2 separate regions of the Homo sapiens genome follow, and region 1 is linked to region 2. Evidence: chromatin loops called from intact Hi-C (ENCODE). Cell type or tissue: endothelial cell of umbilical vein. All regions are shown on one strand. Each heading gives the region's core, and the rest is flanking DNA. Links, peaks and the distances in the headings are about the cores only. Region 1 overlaps PDLIM5 (PDZ and LIM domain 5). Region 2 overlaps PDLIM5 (PDZ and LIM domain 5).

What was found. Hi-C counts contacts between places; a loop is a spot of excess contacts. Peaks named below come from ENCODE experiments on the same cell type or tissue, not always from the same donor. Only the 100,000 strongest peaks of a DNase experiment are listed, where the experiment ranks them.
Region 1: it touches region 2 in a loop (5-fold over the local background); 7 of 110 quality-filtered maps call a loop at or near these places.

Annotation. Positions count from the first base shown.
Region 1 is chr4:94,481,367-94,490,290 of GRCh38, reverse strand. All of the region lies in intron 2 of PDLIM5 (PDZ and LIM domain 5), which reads right to left. Among named protein-coding and RNA genes, the nearest start is that of PDLIM5, 34 kb to the right of the region's middle. In endothelial cell of umbilical vein, for the core only: no CTCF peak of the experiment used is centred there; a DNase peak (open chromatin) is centred at 3,700; H3K27ac peaks cover 2,510 bases.
Region 2 is chr4:94,541,179-94,550,102 of GRCh38, reverse strand. All of the region lies in intron 3 of PDLIM5 (PDZ and LIM domain 5), which reads right to left. Among named protein-coding and RNA genes, the nearest start is that of PDLIM5, 94 kb to the right of the region's middle. In endothelial cell of umbilical vein, for the core only: no CTCF peak of the experiment used is centred there; DNase peaks (open chromatin) are centred at 1,292, 4,592 and 5,022; H3K27ac peaks cover 6,552 bases.

The DNA of each region.
Region 1 (8,924 bases), core at 341-8,340, 60 kb after region 2:
GATATTATTTTATACAGAAACAAGTATATAGAAAACATTCATAAAGAGTTTATAATATTTTAGTCATTGTTGACAAAAATGTTTACATTATTTTGAAATTGTTTATTAATTTTAACTAAAATTTGCATACAAATTATTACACTCAATAAGATTATACCCCCCACAGTTCATATTTGATTTTTTATTTATAGCCACATAAAAATATATATTAGGCAAAAAAAAACCCACAAAAACATTCATTTAAAAATTTCTGGATATAAAAAATAATTACAATATCAGTAGAAATTCTGATGCATAAATATGTTACATCAATATGATAAATGTCTATACGTACTGACCTGGACACATACCCATGATATATATTAAAGAAAAAAAAGAAAGCTGCAGAACAACATGTATTTGTGGGGGAAGTTGGAGCATATTAGAGCAACCAAATGAAGACAAAAGTGCTGGAAAGATTACATATGGGAAGCAGGAAGGCTGGAAGAGGCTGAGGAAATTTTATTTTATTTTATTTTTTAAATTTTGTAGAGATGGGGCCTTCCCTATGTTGCCCAGGCTGGTCTTGAACTCCTGGGCTCAAGCAATTCTTCCACTTTGGCCTTCCAAAATGCTGGGATTATAGGTGTGAGCCACTGTGCCAGGCCTTGTATTTTTGTATATTCCTATACTGTTTTAATATTGTATAAATATCATTAAACCTTAAGTTTTAGATAAATATTTTTATATTTATATATATGTCATAAAAGAGATGTAACCAGATACTACTCAATATTCTGAATATTCTGCACCTAATTAGTAAGGATCATATTATGACAAAACCACAAAGCAACAAATGTTAACTGCCTGACAGTCAAACTCTAAAATGACTTCATCATTTATATACTACTCAGTATTCAAATACAAGTGTCTATCCAAAGTATGTATAATATACATGTATATGCATTCCAAAGAACTGCATGTTGTGTAACCTAAGATAATTCATCAAGCATTCCCACACCCTGTAAAGTTCCAGAACCAGGGACAAAGTATTCCAGACTGACATAGATAGGCCCGGTTCACAGCTGCTAACACAGCTACTTGTCTCAATTAGCCATTCTATTCCTCCATGATTAAAAATAGACAATATACTATTAAAGACGGCCCATATACTACGCAAGAATGAAGGAGTGCCAAATCTTCCAGGGCTACTTATAGTTCATCAAAAGAAGAAAACACACCTTTATGACCATTCCAAAAGGAGCATCTTCTGGAATGCCTAACTGTTAATGGGTGGCGTACAAAGTAATTCTTCCTGCAAAATTACTTTCCATACAAGGAGATGAGCTGTACTCCCAGCTGACTTCACTTCCGTAGTACTGCTACCTCACCTTACTCATGGAGAAATAATTGCCTGTAAGGCAGATCCTTTACGGCATTTGCTTTAGTAAAGATTGAAGCACTTTATGATGACTAAAACAGTCCAATAAACAAAGAGGGTGGAGAGGGGGAATGTAAAACACATGCTCAACCAGGAACCCTCAAAAACACCTTCAGGCTAAACTGCAACTGGCATTGCTGAAGATCTGACTCGAAAAGTAGAAACACTTTAAAATGTGTAAGTGTTCTATTTTAAATAGGTACAGAATCAGGTTTTTATGGATATGTGTTTTCTTATGTCTTTTACTTAGAAGTGAAATTTTTGTATCAAAAATAACAAAAGATGTTTGTTCCATGGCTACTTACGGTATGCATTTAAACACAAAGGTATGGTTTAGAAGTGACACTCATTGTTTTTAATCTATTCAAAGTAGAAGCAAGTTATTTTAAGAATATCATGGTTTACTTTAAAAAAATTATTTTTCCATTTATAAAGAGCTTTAGGAAAGTGTGACTAAAAAGTTAACACCTATGAAAGGAGAAAAAAAGATTTTCCCAATAAAATGGAAGTAATAAAAATTGCTAGGAAACTTGAAAATGAATTTTGTAAGTCATATAAGCACCATTAAAGGAACAGCAGCTCTTTGGCTATTCATTAAAAAACAGATCATTTCAATTCAAGAATATTAACTAATCCAAGAAAAGTACTTTCCACAAACATTAAACACTCGTGTAAAATCAATCTAAATGTTGATTTCACATGCAGAACCGCCATTCAGCAAGCTGGACTGCATCAGTGTCAACAACAAATGCCTGTAGTGAAAGATGCATTCACCAAAAGGAATGGGTTAATTCAGCACCATAATATTAACACAAACACACAACTTAAAGAACTTGTGTGGGAAGGTGGGGGAATCTAGGAAGGCTCAAAAACAGTATTTCTCAAACATTTGTGTCCTTAAATCACGAGTACTGCTTCTTAAGACCCACTCCCTAGTCCTAATATACTAATTAGGTAAATCTTGAATAAGGCACAAGAATCTGTGTTTTTACTAAGATATGCAGGTAACTCCGATACAGGTAAACCAAGCAACGCTGTTCCAGAGACTCCTATACACCCTTTCAAGTTTCTTAAGAAACACAAATGGCCTATCCACAAGCACACAAATGCCTGAATACTCTCACCACCACCGTAGGAATGATTCTGTGCTACACAAAGTCAAGAAAGCAATTCCTGAACACTTGTAACATGTCACCAGTAAGCACCATGAAGTCTCCATTCCTAATGAATATTTTACAGGGAGTACAGGCAGGCTGACACTGTCAAGGAGAAACACAGCGACTTTTCGGATGTATATAATATGCCATTTTTCTCAATGCCTTTCACCTCTTAAGGAATGGCCAGGCTGCAAGAGGTGTGAAAGCTGCTAACTATACACAGAAACCTAATTGTAAATTGAAGAACATATCTGGATGCCAGGTTTTCTTCAACTTACTGCTCAGGAGGACAGAGGTCTTGAATCATTTGATTCTTGATGATATCTTACACTCAAATTACATTGAAATTATGCTTTTTTCTCATAACTTCTTTATTCCAGCTGGTCAAGTTCTTCACTGGTCAAGTCTACTGACAAAATCTATATAGGCAGCAGAGGGGCAGCACTGATACCTTTTAATAACAAGGTTGTGATATGAGATAATGTAACAAAATATTTTTAGGCAGCAAAATTAGGGTTACATTCAGCTGCCCATAGCAAAAAACCCAAAAAAGAATAGTTGTTATTTTCTTCAAGTTAAGAGAAGTATAAATAAAAGAAACCAGCCCAGGGCATCTCCCCAATGACATCATTGTCACAGACTCCCTTCCTTCTATTCAGCCACCCATGTACATAGATTTTATCTACTTTTTATTTTATTTTAATTTTTTAAGAGACAGGGTCTTACTCTGTTGCCCAGGCTGGAGTGCAGTGGCATGATTATAGCTCACTGCAGCCTTGAACTCCTGGGCTCAAGTGATCCTCCTGCCTCAGCCTCAAAAGCAGCTGGAACTACAGGCATAAGTCACCACACCTGGCTAATTTTTTAACTTTTTTGTAGAGACAGGGTCTTGCTCTGTTGACCAGGCTGGTCTCAAATTCCTGGCCCCAAGCAACTCTCCTGAACTGGCCTCCCAAAGTGCTGGGATTGCAGGCATGAGCCATTGCACCTGGCCTAATCTGTTTTTTTATTTTCACATATGGTAGCAAGAAATTCCAAGCATCGTGTTCACTTCCCAGAAAGGAAGAAGGAAATCAAAAGGGAATGGAAGAACACTTGACTCAGGGAAATAGAAATACTCCTTAGTAAATACCACTTAGACCGCACTGCAAGGAGTCTACAAAGGCAAATCTCCTAGGCTGGCACACTGCCACCCTCAAAAAAGTACAGTACTTCTAGTAAGAAAAAAGGGGATGAAAAGTATCTGATAGGCAAATTGCAGTGTTTGTCACACAAAACTTTCTTATGAGAAAAGCTATTTCAGCATTTTGGTCTACAGAGCTCACTTACAGTCTAATATTTCAATGTATCCTACTCACAAAAGATCTTTCTCTTATCTCCTGAAACTTAACCCTATAAATAAGAGAATGTTTATGTAGAGGCTACATATAAAACCTTGCCTAACTTACCAAAAGCTAAAGGATTTTTAATAGTATCCTTTATTATTTGGTTATATCTCCAAATAACAACAAAAAAAAATGTGTACACTATTTTGAGGAAAGAAATGCTAATACTAAGTTAGATGTTCACAGACGATAAGCTACAGGTCTGTACTGAGTGGTTGGAACATAAGAATTTTAACTAATATCCTGGTGGCAGAACTTAGATGTATAGGATTCATCTAAGGAATCTCAAAGAAATGCACTGAGTCCCCAGTTCCGCCTTCCTGATCGTGAGGGGGGCCTTTGAGACCTCCTCTTCATCCTGAGTCCCAATTCGTAATTGACTGACCTTTCACCACACCGATGTCACATGATTTCATGTTTTTTAAAAGGTAAAAGAGCCATCAGAGATAATATTTCTTTTTCTTTTTTTTTTTTTTTTTGAGACGGAGTCTCACTCTGTCACCTAGGCTGGAGTGCAGTGGCGCAATATTGGCTCGCTGCAACTTCCGCCTTCCAGGTTCAAGCGATTCTTCTGACTCAGCCTCCTGAGTAGCTGGGATTACAGGCACATGCCACCACGCCCGGCTAGTGGTTTTTGGGGTTTTTTTTTTTGTATTTTTAGTAGAGACAGGGTTTCACCATATTGGCCAGGCTGGTCTTGAACTCCTGACCTTGTGATCCGCCTGCCTTGGCCTCCCAAATGCTGGCATTACAGGCATAAGCCACCGCACCCAGCCAATAATATTTCTTATGGATAAGGTTTATGAACTAAACAGAACTCCATGCGGTTCACTCACTTCACATAATTTCTTAACTACATATATATTACATTGGCCATGCAGTGTGTGAAATACTTTCATTTATAGACTAATCATATTGCTTGATGACATAGCTGTAGCACAATAATAATATGTAATCAAAGGGAGACATACTGTAGTCAGAATCCTACGGTGCTAACACGAGTAAATGGTGAAAGTGTTAAGAGAAATGAACTTGGAAACTAGAAGGGATTGGTGAACAGGATAGAAGAATTTGGCAAGAGCCAAACAGACAAAAGTAGAGATCTGTACTTTCTTCTGTTCTTATACAGATGATTGCCATTAGTGTCTATCAAGAAGTAACAGATATCCATTACACATGTATTTGACTTGTGACTCTGTTCTCAAGACATTAGTTTCTCTTTCCCCCTTCCCCTCCTTTCCTTCCCAACACCTCTCCTCTTAATACCAGAAACACACGTGATGGAGGAAAGTCCCCTCATACCCACCTACACTCTCTTTTATGTAGTCATGTGACTAGTCACATGAGGTTTCAATAAAGCTACCCATGACAACTTATTGTCCAATTACTCCAACATAGACGCTCCCCATGTCAAGATAAATATTAGGAATATGGTCTTGTTCTGTATATAATATCAAACAATTGTAACTACTCTCCTCAAAACTCCCATGGTACTCTATTATTCTCTATGATAGCATTTCTATAACAGAAGCCTAGTGATCTGAAATAAACTATCCAAGCTTATATAGCTAAGGCAGTAAATAGCACTAGGTCCAGAACATCCGACTTCAAACCCAGTGTCCTTTTAGTACAGTATAACACAAACCCCTACATGGTTCTTAATATCTCCTCTGACTGGCTGTGTACCTATGGACAAACTACATGATTTCTCTGGGCTTCCCTCAGTCTCCTAGTTTGTAAAATGAGAATGATAATTCCTTGCAGAGTGACATGAGATACAAATAAGAATGCATGTAAAAGAGTTTTCTTAAGTTATTTTCAGTATACTTATTCTGACATATAAACAAAGATAATCCATATGTTACATAGTTATATATAGTGATCCACGCAAAGTAAATTAATAATTCTATTTGCCTCCAAAGTTCGTATTTTCAAATTATTTAATTTAATGCCTTCCTCACAAATTTTTTAAAACTTCTTAGAAATTCACTTTCTTCTTAATTTTAACATCTTCAAATTTAACTTTCCCTAAAAAAGAAAGAAAAATGTTTTCAGCTATTACTTAATTCCATTTATCAACAAAAAATATTATTTCAATGGGAATCCAGAAGCCGGGTCCTGTTTTTATTTGTTCCCCTGTAAAATTATATGTCACATGTAATGGAATCTGAACCTGAAAGATAAAAATGCTGAGTTGGCTGAACCATGATCTCAGATTGGTAACACACTTCACTAACAGCGTGCTAGTAAAACCATACTTTGCACAGAATGTACCTTGTTTCTGGAGACATGCAGGAAACGTATCTAAGGTCTCAAGTGTCTCTCTTGGAGTAACTGATTGAATTTCAACACGAGAGGTAAGTGGAGGGAATAAAAAGAAGAGGAGACATTAATATTAAATCAGTGTATCCTAATATGTGGTCAGGATTATTTTAGATGGTACATGAATGAAGAATTGTACTAAGATAAATATAACAAAGACATCAAATCCATGATTCCATAAATGTGAAGATTAGAATGATAATCAAGTATGAATTTTAACTTTAAAAGCAGGGTAATAATCATGAAAGTAGTAAGCAAATGACATATCTGGGATATGGAAATAATCACGAACGGAATAAACAAATGACAAATCTGTAAAACACGATGTTGAACCATCTCTATTTTTCCATATTAAAATTATCCCTCAGAAAATTATTTTATCTAATTCAAATGACCAAGTTTCTTTAACATAAAACTGCAAGAAATAAAGTACTACAGAAGAGAAATTTATAGATTAAAATGGATTTAAGAAATTTACAAACCATCCAAAAGTATGGACCTTATTGGGGTCCTGATTCAAACAAACTTTTAAAAATAATTATAAACATACACATGTATATACTTATGAATGACAATCAGGGAAATGAGAACACTGAGTATCTTATGTTGGAAAGTAAAACTGGCCATGTACTTTTGAACCTCAGTGATGGGTACATTGGGTTTATTATATTATTTATATAATGCTGAAAATTTCCACATTAAAATTTTTAAGTTTGTTTTAGTATGTTTTTAATTAACACTAATTTTACCAAAATTTAAAATTATGATCAGAAGGAAATTAAAAACAAGTCTCTTATTTTGAAACTAATTTTGAGGGGCTACTTTTTCTGATAAACAAGCCATTTTTAAACACATCCTCTCTCCTCACTCACCCTCCCACACAACTCAACTTTTTAAAAGGGCTAAGTTAACCATTCTGTCATAATAATATATGCTTTAGAAGCAAATAAAAGTGATTTCCTCTCTAATTTAGATACTTTCAGAGTTCCAACATCCTCAACACAAGTCAATAAATTCACCAAGGAATAAAAAAGAGTTAATAATTTTTAATCTTAACATTTTGGTGTTCATTTCCCTGTCTAGTACATTTTTTTCTGTATTTATTTTATTTTATTTTAGTGACAGGGTCTTGGTCTGTCACCCAGGCTCGAGTGCAGTGGCACGATCATGGCTCAGGGCAGCCTTGACCCCCTGGGCCCAAGTGATTCTCCTGCCTCAGCCTCCTGAGTAGCTGGGACTATAGGTGCACACTACCATGCTCAGCAAATTTTTTAATTTTTTGTAGAAGCAGGGTCTCACTATGTTGCTCAGGCTGGTCTCAAACTCAAGCAACCCTCCTGCCTCGGCCTCCTAAAGTGCAAGGAATTAGAGGAATGAGCCACTATGCCCAGCCCATCTACTAAATTTAGACAATGATCCATACCACAATTACCAGGTTAATATAATTACAGTAACTAATTTTAAAAGGCAAAGTCCAAAACTCATTATTAGACATTCATTACTCAACAGTCATTTCATTCTCCCAAAACTAAAGTAAATAAAAAAGCGAAAATGATGACAGCTCTTTGCACACTTGCACATAAAAAGCAAATAACAGAGATGCACAAACCAATATTGAACTCAGAGATATTTATTAGTTAATCTCAAAAGGTCTTAAACTTAACCAAAATTGGGCTGGGTGCAGTGGCTCACACCTGTAATCCCAACATTTTGGGCACTGAGGCAGAAGGATCACTTGAGCCCCAGGAGTTCAAGGCCACAGTGAGCTATAATTGCACCACTGCACTCTAGCCTGGGTGACAGAACAAGACCTTGTCTCTTTAAAAAAAATAAATAAATAACCCAAATCACAACATGATATGCTAGACTCTGTAATTTAAAAAAAAAAAGGGAGGTAAAATATCTGTGAAGTGGCTACTTCACAGATGATTAAAAATAGAAGTACCCTATTAAGGAAGTAGAAAATATAACACTTTAAATAAAATTTAGAATATTACTGTAAATTGGTACCAAATTTAAAGAAATCCAGCACAGACAAGGCATTACGGAGAAAAGACCAAGATTTCTCAAAGCATAAGTAAGCTTTAAAAACTGGAATAATGGGCCACGGTGGCTCACACCTGTAATCCAAGCACTTTCGGAGGCCAAGGTGGGTGGATAACGAGGTCAGGAGATCAAGACCATCCTGGCTAACACGGTGAAACCCCATCTCTACTAAAAATACAAAAAAATTAGCCAGGTGTGGTGGCGGGCGCCTGTAGACCCAGCTACTCGGGAGACTGAGGCAGAAGAATGGCGTGAACCCAGGAGGCAGAGCTTAAAGTGAGCGGAGATCGCGCCACTGCACTCCAGCCTGGGTGACAGAACGAGACTCCGTCTCAAAAAAAAAATGAAATAAAATAAAACAAAACAACAACTGGAATAATGGCTGGCAGCGGTGGCTCATGCCTATAATCCCAGCACTTTCGGAGGCGAGGCAGGCAGATCACGAGGTCAGGAGATCGAGATCAGCCTGGCCAACACGGTGAAACCCCATCTCTACTAAAAATACAAAAATTAGCTGGGCATGGTGGCACATGCCTGTAATCCCAGCTACTCAGGAGGCTGAGGCATCGCTTGAACCAGGGAGGCGGAGGTTGC
Region 2 (8,924 bases), core at 387-8,386:
CATTACTATATAATTTCCATATATTTAATATATGTGTTTATGTGTATGCTGGATACTATACCACTGACTTATGTAAGGAACTATATAAAATGAAGCTTTCTATTCTGTAAATCATTATACAAATATGAGGTACTGGTATCGTCATTTTATTGAAGATTTTATACAGAACATAAGCATTTTTTTTTCTTGAGACGGAGTCTTGTTCTGTCACCCAGGCGCGATCTCAGCTCACTGCAACCTCCACCTCCTGGGTTCAAGCGATTCTCCTGCCTCAGCCTCCTGAGTAGCTGGGTAACTCCCGAGTAACTGCTACTGGTAATAAGCCAGTAGAGCCAGGAAGACAAAGGGAAAATATGTTAATTGAGCACAGAATACTTTATCCAAATTGCCCTCTAACATGTGTGTACAGTATCTACAAACGTACACAGATACTACGCACACTGTTTTACACCTTGCTTTTTTAACTCAACTTTTTAAACTTCAGCTTATTTTTATTTGCTCAAAAACTGTTCATAATAATACATATTGTTCCATTATACAGACAGACGAAGATATATTGACTCCATTTCCTGCTGATGAACATTTAGCTTGCTCTTAATGCTTTAATAATTTACTTCAAATATACTTCATTTTACACATTTGTGAGTATATCTATGGGATAAATTTATAGAAATGGAATTGATAGGTCAGAGGGTATAACCATTCCCTTTAGAAGGGAATAACCCTACAGACGTCCTATCGAAGGCCTTTTCTAGGAATACATACAAATAGGCAATCTACAGGAGAATGAGAATGCATACATCGAGACAGAGAAAAAGGGGTACAGAGGTTATTTAGCAACTAACCCTGTACTCCATATAGAACCCCCTCACATATTAAGAATATGACACTTGCAGGCATTATGTCACCCCAGAATGCTGGCACACAAATGAAGGTCAATTAACTCTGCGTATAGTGTCCTTAACTTTAGGACCAAGAGCAAATACACACAAAACTGATGTTTTCTACAAACAAGTATTGGAAACCGAGGAAATAGGAAACAGAGTAACCAATTAAAGCAAAACATGAATTAACAACCTCGTGTAGATCCTGAGTACCTTATAAGGCCTTTTTTTTTTCTTTTAACTTAGCACCTTAGATGGCTTTTTCAACTCAAGAAATATTGCCAAGGCAATGGAAAGCACAGGGTTAGGCAAAACACTTGTGAGTCAGGTATTTATTTATACATATAAGGAAGAAATTGAGACAGAAGAGGAAGAGCATGGCCAGCCACGGGACATCAAATCACCACTGGCAAGGTAACTACATAGCAGAAGTGGTGAGCTGAGAAAGACCAATTTATCTGTGAACTATACTAAGCTTAGAGGGAAGTGGGTGTGCCCTAAAGAAGATTAGATGAATTCCTAACATGTTTTTAAAGTAGAATAATGTGAGTCACTCAGAGGGAGTAAACAGGCACTTTATATCTGATGTCTTTTGGTTCACCCCTTTATTTCCTCTCTTATCTTCCCTTAGAAAAATGTCATGAAAACAATCCAATTCCTTACCTCTTTCTAAATTGAAAATTGGATGTATATGAACTTTCTATGGAATCTACTAAAACATCGGCAATATCTCTCCAATTTCCTGTTGTAGACCTCTAAGAGGGTGAAGCAAAATGAAAGTATTTCATCTAATTCCTATCTTCCTGCTAGTAAATAAATTTATGTTCAGAGTATTTTTTCCTTCTAGTCTTAAAGACTTCTTTATAAAAATGTCAGGACAAATGGATTTCAAAAGTAAAGGCTTAGAGTTTGGAATGAATGTTGGATGGCAATCCATTTGAGTGGTAGGTATGGGCTCTTCTGAATTAAGTAGCCTGGGTTCAAATCCTGAATCAGTTATTGATGAGTAACCTTGTGTAAGTTACTCAAACTTCCATTTCTTTATTAAGAAAACAAAAGTGCTCGAGCACACACAAAAAAGTGTGAAAGAACAGAGTACAGTTGGCATCAAGAAAATCAGGGTAAAATTAAAAGTGTCATAAAAGCACCCTCAATGACTAGATGTTAAGACATATCAACTACGATAATGGTGAGAGACTTGATGATAGATAAGGATGGGAACAGGCCTTTTTTTGGTAAAAAGTAAACAACCAAAAGATTACTTAATAGGACTGTACTTACCAGGAGTGAGAAGAGATGGCAAACACTGACATTTTCTCAACAGTAGTCCTGAATGACTCTGGTATAGAAAATGTCCACAATGTAGGAGTGCAGTCACCTGCATAAAGTACTAGGAAACTACAAGACCAACCAACCAACATGAGAAGAAGTCTAGAAAGGAGTCTGAATATAATTCTGGCAAACAGGTGGTAATAAAATGCATCAGTCAGATCTCCTATCTCACATAATCTACATTGTTACAGTCAGTTCAGTATACATAATTTACCCTTTCAGAAGACAAAATGTGTTAGACAGAATAATGGCTTCCCAAAGATGTCCCTGTCCTAATCCCCAGAACCTATGAATATGTTACATTAACATGCAGAAGGGAATTTAGGGTACCAGATGGAATTAAGGCTGCTAATTAGATGATCTTAAAATAGGAAGATTATCCTAGATTATCCAGTGGGCCTACTGTAATCACAAGGGCCCTCAAATGTGGAAGAGGGAGAAAGAAGAGTCACTGTTAGGATGATATGATGTGAGACAGACCCCTTAGTCACTGTTGCCTTTGAAGACAAAAACAATGCAAGTCAAGGAATGCAGGTAGTCTCCAGAAACTGGAAATCGCAAGAGAAATGATTCTCCCCAAGAATCTTCAGAAAGGAAGGTCGACCCGTTAATTTTAGCCTAGTGAAGCCCATTTCAGACCTGTAACCTCCAAAACTGTAAAATAATAAATTTGGGGGGTTGGGGGTGCAGTTTGGCCACTAAGTTGGTAATTTGTTACAGCAGCAATAGGAAACTAATACACAGGTAAATAATTTTTGGAAAACTTTTATGAAAATGTTATAGTAAGCATTTTTTTAAATTGAGGTATTTGATGTCAATTTACCTAGCAAATTCAGTTATTCAGAATTAACCATGTTCTGGGGTTTCTGGGATAACTGAAGTTTTACCACTAACTTTAGATATATATTTTTTTTTCCTTAAGCCCTAAGATCATTAACAGTTAAGTGTAAAACCTAGATGTTACAATGTTAATTAATATAACCACAAAATAATTCACATGCAATTTCAAATACCTTAAATCCCTTGAATATTCAGGTTGAAAAAGGTGGGGGGGGCCTAATGTCAGAAGGAGTGCTAGGGTTGAACATATTAAGTAAAAATTTTAAGTAATATATATAACACTAACGTTAAAAAATTTAATATCCCTGGTGTTTTTGCACCACTTACCGTAGATTTAGCTTTATATTTTAAAAAATACTTCAAGCTATAGAAGAGGTATTGTGAAAATCAAGAACTCCTATGAATAAAAATATCTTCTATTGATGATAGCAAATTTAATTTGTATTTAATATTAGATAGATAATTAAGCCACATTAAAATATTTCCCTAAAGAGTATTAGGAAAAAGAATCTGTTTGGAACTTCTTGAAAATAATAAATTCCAAAGATTTCCTAATAGCTTTTGTTTGATAACAATTTAAGAAGTGAATGTGAAGAGGAGAAAAAAACTACTTAATATGCTTCTCTAGATAAGTTTACCTTCTTTTTTATACTGTTACTTCCAATGAGCAACTATTCCGCTTGGAAGAGAAGTGAGGTTGTGTGTATATAGATGTGTGGGGCCGGGTGGGGTAAGGTAGGCGGTAAGGTTTAAATGGGATATAGTAAGGAACAAAGCATTTTCTACTCCAGGAGAAATTAATAACCAGGGACAGTACTGACAATGCAATATCATTTGGGTCAGAATATTTTAAAAATCCATCATAACGTTCAGTTCTATGAGGATATCCTCTTCCCAAAGCAAGCATCATAAATGGTCAAAACAAATTTTATATCCATCATTTGTATAATATGCACAAAAGTGGAAAACAAATATTTATAAATACTACTGAACTGAGTTACAACCTCACAGCTTTTTGCATTATATAATCAATAGCTCCACTTAAGACAAATAGAATAGACAATAGTCTAGGAGTTGTTACAAAATGTCATGAAATAAGACATATTTCAAAAAACACTTTTATAAAAATATACTTTTGAAGGCTGCTCAGTTGTCAATGATTTAACAGGACAAGAAAAAACAATATTGGGAAAAAATATCAGGCCATAAGAAATTAGATGAAAAATACATCTAACTACCATGACCTTAACAAATAGGCTTACACAAGTGTGAAATGCACACAACAATAAGAGAACAACTAGACTAGGGCAGTTTGTTTTATTCAGCACCCAGCCATCTCAACAATCATCTACTAAAAAATGACTATAAAAATGAAAGATGATCGTGCTTCCTGTCTAGGAAATATTATTCAAAATTGGAATACAGTGCTCTTAAGAAGAAACAGTGACCTCCAACCTTAAGAATATCTTCTTAGGAAGGGGCTATCAGCCACAAAATGCCAAAAGTACAATAATCTGATGTTGTGATCTGAGCAACATTCTTTCTCATAATTTTTCCATTTTTGGTATGTGTGTCAGGCACTGAGTAAGAGAAATGATCCTTTTTTCCCCCGGAAAAACATACACAAACAATGAAACCACTGTGTGTTGAGAGAGATACCACAAATAGGCAAAGCAAATATTATTTGGGCTTCTAAAAAGATATTATATGAGTACATGGTTAACAAAAGATGCTGACATATTAGAGTTGTAAAAATTTAAAGGAGCAGGCTCCATCATTTGTGATGTAAAAAATGGTTTCAAGAGTTTTATTGCTACATTAGAGTTATAAATAAGCCTGAAGAAAATCACAGACATTCGAACTATATTTTTAAAAATATTTATATGCTTAATTTAGGCAAACTATCAAATTGAGGCTTAACTTTTTAAAGTAAACTAACTACAAAATAGGAATTCCTAACTTATGAGTAAATAAACCTATAGAGTTGAAGTAACTTCCTCATAGCCAGTAAGTGATGAAGTCAGGTTTGAACTCTGATATTTCTGATTGGTCTCATTAACCAGAAAAACAAGCCTATGCTGTTGCCAAAGTAGCCTTTTCTTCTGCTGGATTTAACCATGGCAAGGTATTGCTAATCTTTGCATCAAGAGATTCATCAATAAATCTCATGCACATACTTCCCAAAACAGAGGTTACCTAAGCAGTAGCAAAAGCTGACAAGATATTAGCCGGGCATGGTGGTACATGCCTGTAATTCCAGCTACTCGGGAGGCTGAGGCATGAGAATCACTTGAGCCTGAGAGGCGGAGGTTGTAGTGAGCTGAGATTATGCCACTGCACTCCAGCCTGGGCAGCAGAGTGAGTGAATTCATCCTTAATTAAATAAAGGACTAGATTTCATACAGAGAATGCCTCAAAACAGACCCTCTACAAATCAGAATAAATTAGCATGCCATCACAGTGTGGTGGTGGAGATGCGCAGCTCCTAGTCATAATGCCTGGCCAGTGCCAGCTTCACTGCTTACTCAATGTATCTCTATAAAATTGGGAAAATAAGAATATGTACCGCTCTTGAGCCACTTGCTTGAGCCCACTCCCACACTGTGGAGTGTATTTTTGCTTCAATAAATCTATGCTTTTGTCTTCAAAACACAACAAAAAAGAATATGTACCTATATGGGTGGAATGGTGGCCCCCCAAAGAGATGTGTCCATATCCCAATACCCAGACCATATGAATGTAACCTATTTGGGAAAAGGGTCTTTGCAGATGTAATTAAGTTTAAAATCTTGAGATGGGATCATCCTAGATTATACTCAGGTAGACCCTAAATCCAATGACGAATGTCCTTATAAGAAACAAAAGAGGAGAGGACACAGACAGACTAAGAGGAAGAGACAAGCTGACCAAGGAGGCAGAGACTGGAGTGGTGCAACTGCAAGGAATGCCAAAATGATCACAAGTGTTGGTGAGGATGTGAGGAAAAGGAAACCCTTAGCGTACTGCTAGTGGGAATGTAAACTAGTACAACCATTATGGAAAACTGTGGAGGTTCCTTAAAAAATTAGAAATAGAACTACCATATGATCCGACAATCCCACTCTTGGGTATATATCCAAAGGAAATGAAGTCAGCATACTGAAGAGATATCTGTATTCCCATAATATGGAATCAACCTAAGTGTCCATCAATAAATGCAAGGATAAAGAAAACACACACACACACACACACACACACACACACACACACACACACACACACACACACAGTGGAATACTATTCAGCCTTAAAAATGAGGAAATCCTGTCATTTGTGAAAACATGTATGAACCTGGAGGACATTATGTTAAGTGAAATAAGCCACACACAGACAAATACCGCATGATCTCCTATGTGGAATCTAACAAAGTTGAACTCATAGAGGCACAGAATAGAATGGTGGTCACTGATGGAGGTGGGCTGGGGAGATGTTGGTCAAAGGATATGAAATTTCAGTTAGGTAGGAGGAATAAGTTCAGAAGACATTGTAAAAGATGGTGATTATACTTAACAACAATGTAGTATATTCTTGATAATTGCTGAGAGAATAGATATTAAGTGCTCACACCCCAAAAAATTGGTAAATGTGGGATAATACATATGTTAATTAGCTAGATTTTGCCATCCCATAGTGTATACATATTTCAAAACATTATGTTGTACATGATAAACATATACAACTTTTATTCATAAATTTAAAAAATTAGAAATAATTAAAAAAAAAACTGACAACAGTCACCTGAAGATGGAGGAAGCAAAGAAGGATTCTCCTAGAGGGAATGTGATCCTGCCAGCACCTTGATTTGGGACTTGCCTCCAGAACTGGGAGAGAATAAATTTCTGTTGTTTTAAATCCCCTAGTTTGTGGTAATTTATACAGTAGTCACAGGAAACTAGTATCGTACCCAAAAAGAGTTTTAAAAGGATCTGATAAAACAGTGTAGTATGCAAAGCACCTTCATCCGAGTAATGACTACTAATGAATGAAAATATATGAGGGGCTGACCAGTCTGTCCACTTTTGCATTTTCCCAGGGTGGTAAACATCACATATGTCTTTCCTCCTTGTGAAATGAATTACAAAAATGTATTTAGTGCCCCAGTAAGTATATTTTTTAAATTAGTAATTATAACCATTAAACTTTGTTTTTAGGAAACAATTTTGTTTTAATAATTTTTCTCATTTATTTTACTAATTTAGCTACAGCTAAATTTACCAGGAACCATGGAAAAGTAGCATTCGCTCCTATTAAATAGATGAAATAACAGGAATTAGAGATTACTGGAAGTAGCTGAAATTATAAAAATAGGGTGGATCATTTAATAAAGAAAAAAGATTCATTTTCCAACAAGTGAAATATTGCTTGTGTAGGACAGTATACACTATTGAAGCACAACAATTTCTTCTTCTAACCCAAAGAGACACTTTAGCCACTCGAGCAGTCCATAGAATCTACTGATTAGGAAGAGATCCAAACCTCCTCTTACCTAGAAGGTAAGATGTATCACTGAAACCTTCTCTGCAGGGTTATGGCCTACCAAAAACTAGCAGGCAAATGAGAAAAAAATGTACCCCTTAATAAACATAATAAATGTAATCTCCCTTTAAGGCCCAATATACAGACTTCCATCTTGTGTTGGAGAGCAAAGAGGGACCACTTACTTACTTACTTACTTTATTTATTTATTTATTTATTTATTTGACAGTTTCACTCTATCCCCCAGGCTGGAGTGCAATGGCATGATCTCGGCTCACTGCAACCTCTGCCTCCCAGGTTCAAGCAATTCTCATGCCTCAGCCTCCCAAGTAGCTGGGATTACAGATGTGTGCCACTACACCTGGCTAATTTTTGTATTTTTAGTAGAGACGGAGTTTCACCATGTTGGCCAAGCTGGTCTCAAACTCCTGACCTCAGGTGATCTGCCCACCTCAGCCTTCCAAAGTGCTGGGATTACACGCATGAGCCACCATGCCCAGCCGGGCCTCTTACTTTAAATTCCCATCTCCCCGACTCCATTCACTTTTTCAGAACAGTAGATAAAAGACACAAAGAAACAGGAAGCCGGAGAGAATAGCAGGCTCTGGCCAGGGCACCTGCCACACCTGAGGACAGAAGGTGAAGTGAAACTTGGAGACCATGATTCTGTTAAAGCAGTTTATTCCATCCATCAGTAAATGTGACCTAATGTAGATCAAATGAAGACCAATCAGTAAAGAGACTCCCAGGGGAGGCGCTGGATGACAGAAGCTGTGTCCTCCATCAGCCCCCTCCAGCTGGGCAGAGAAGATGTATATGGAAGTTCTGTTCTCACCATGGGCAGAAGCAGTAGAAAGGAGAATGAATTACCTCACTTCTCAACTGGTAATGGACAAAACAAGGGGCTGGGTATATAATTTAAAATTTAAACCTGGGGATGTTAAGTTATGGCTCCCTGCAGAGGGCTATGGCATGTGGGGCTGCCCCCACAAAACTGTCCTTGCCAATCTGTGGCTAGGACTTCAGTGTAATTTTATTTAGCATCACAAACTTATGCTTATCAGCTTCATTTATTTCTATACTTTGGTTTCCTAATTCTTGATAGAAGCACTTTTAGAAAATTTTCATCCGTTGGGTGCAATACTCAGTTTAAAACATATTTTAGCACCCATCAAGTGGTAAGTTTGCAGAAAATGCCAGGGCATACTACTGAAAGCCAAAGAGGAATGGCCTTTGGCCTTAGGGAACTTTCAGTCCAGTGGCAGGTGTGAATGAGGTTTTACATGGACGACATTTTTTTTTCCTAAGGCCAAGACATTGGAAAATTGGGAAGTGGTGTATGTTAGGAGATAC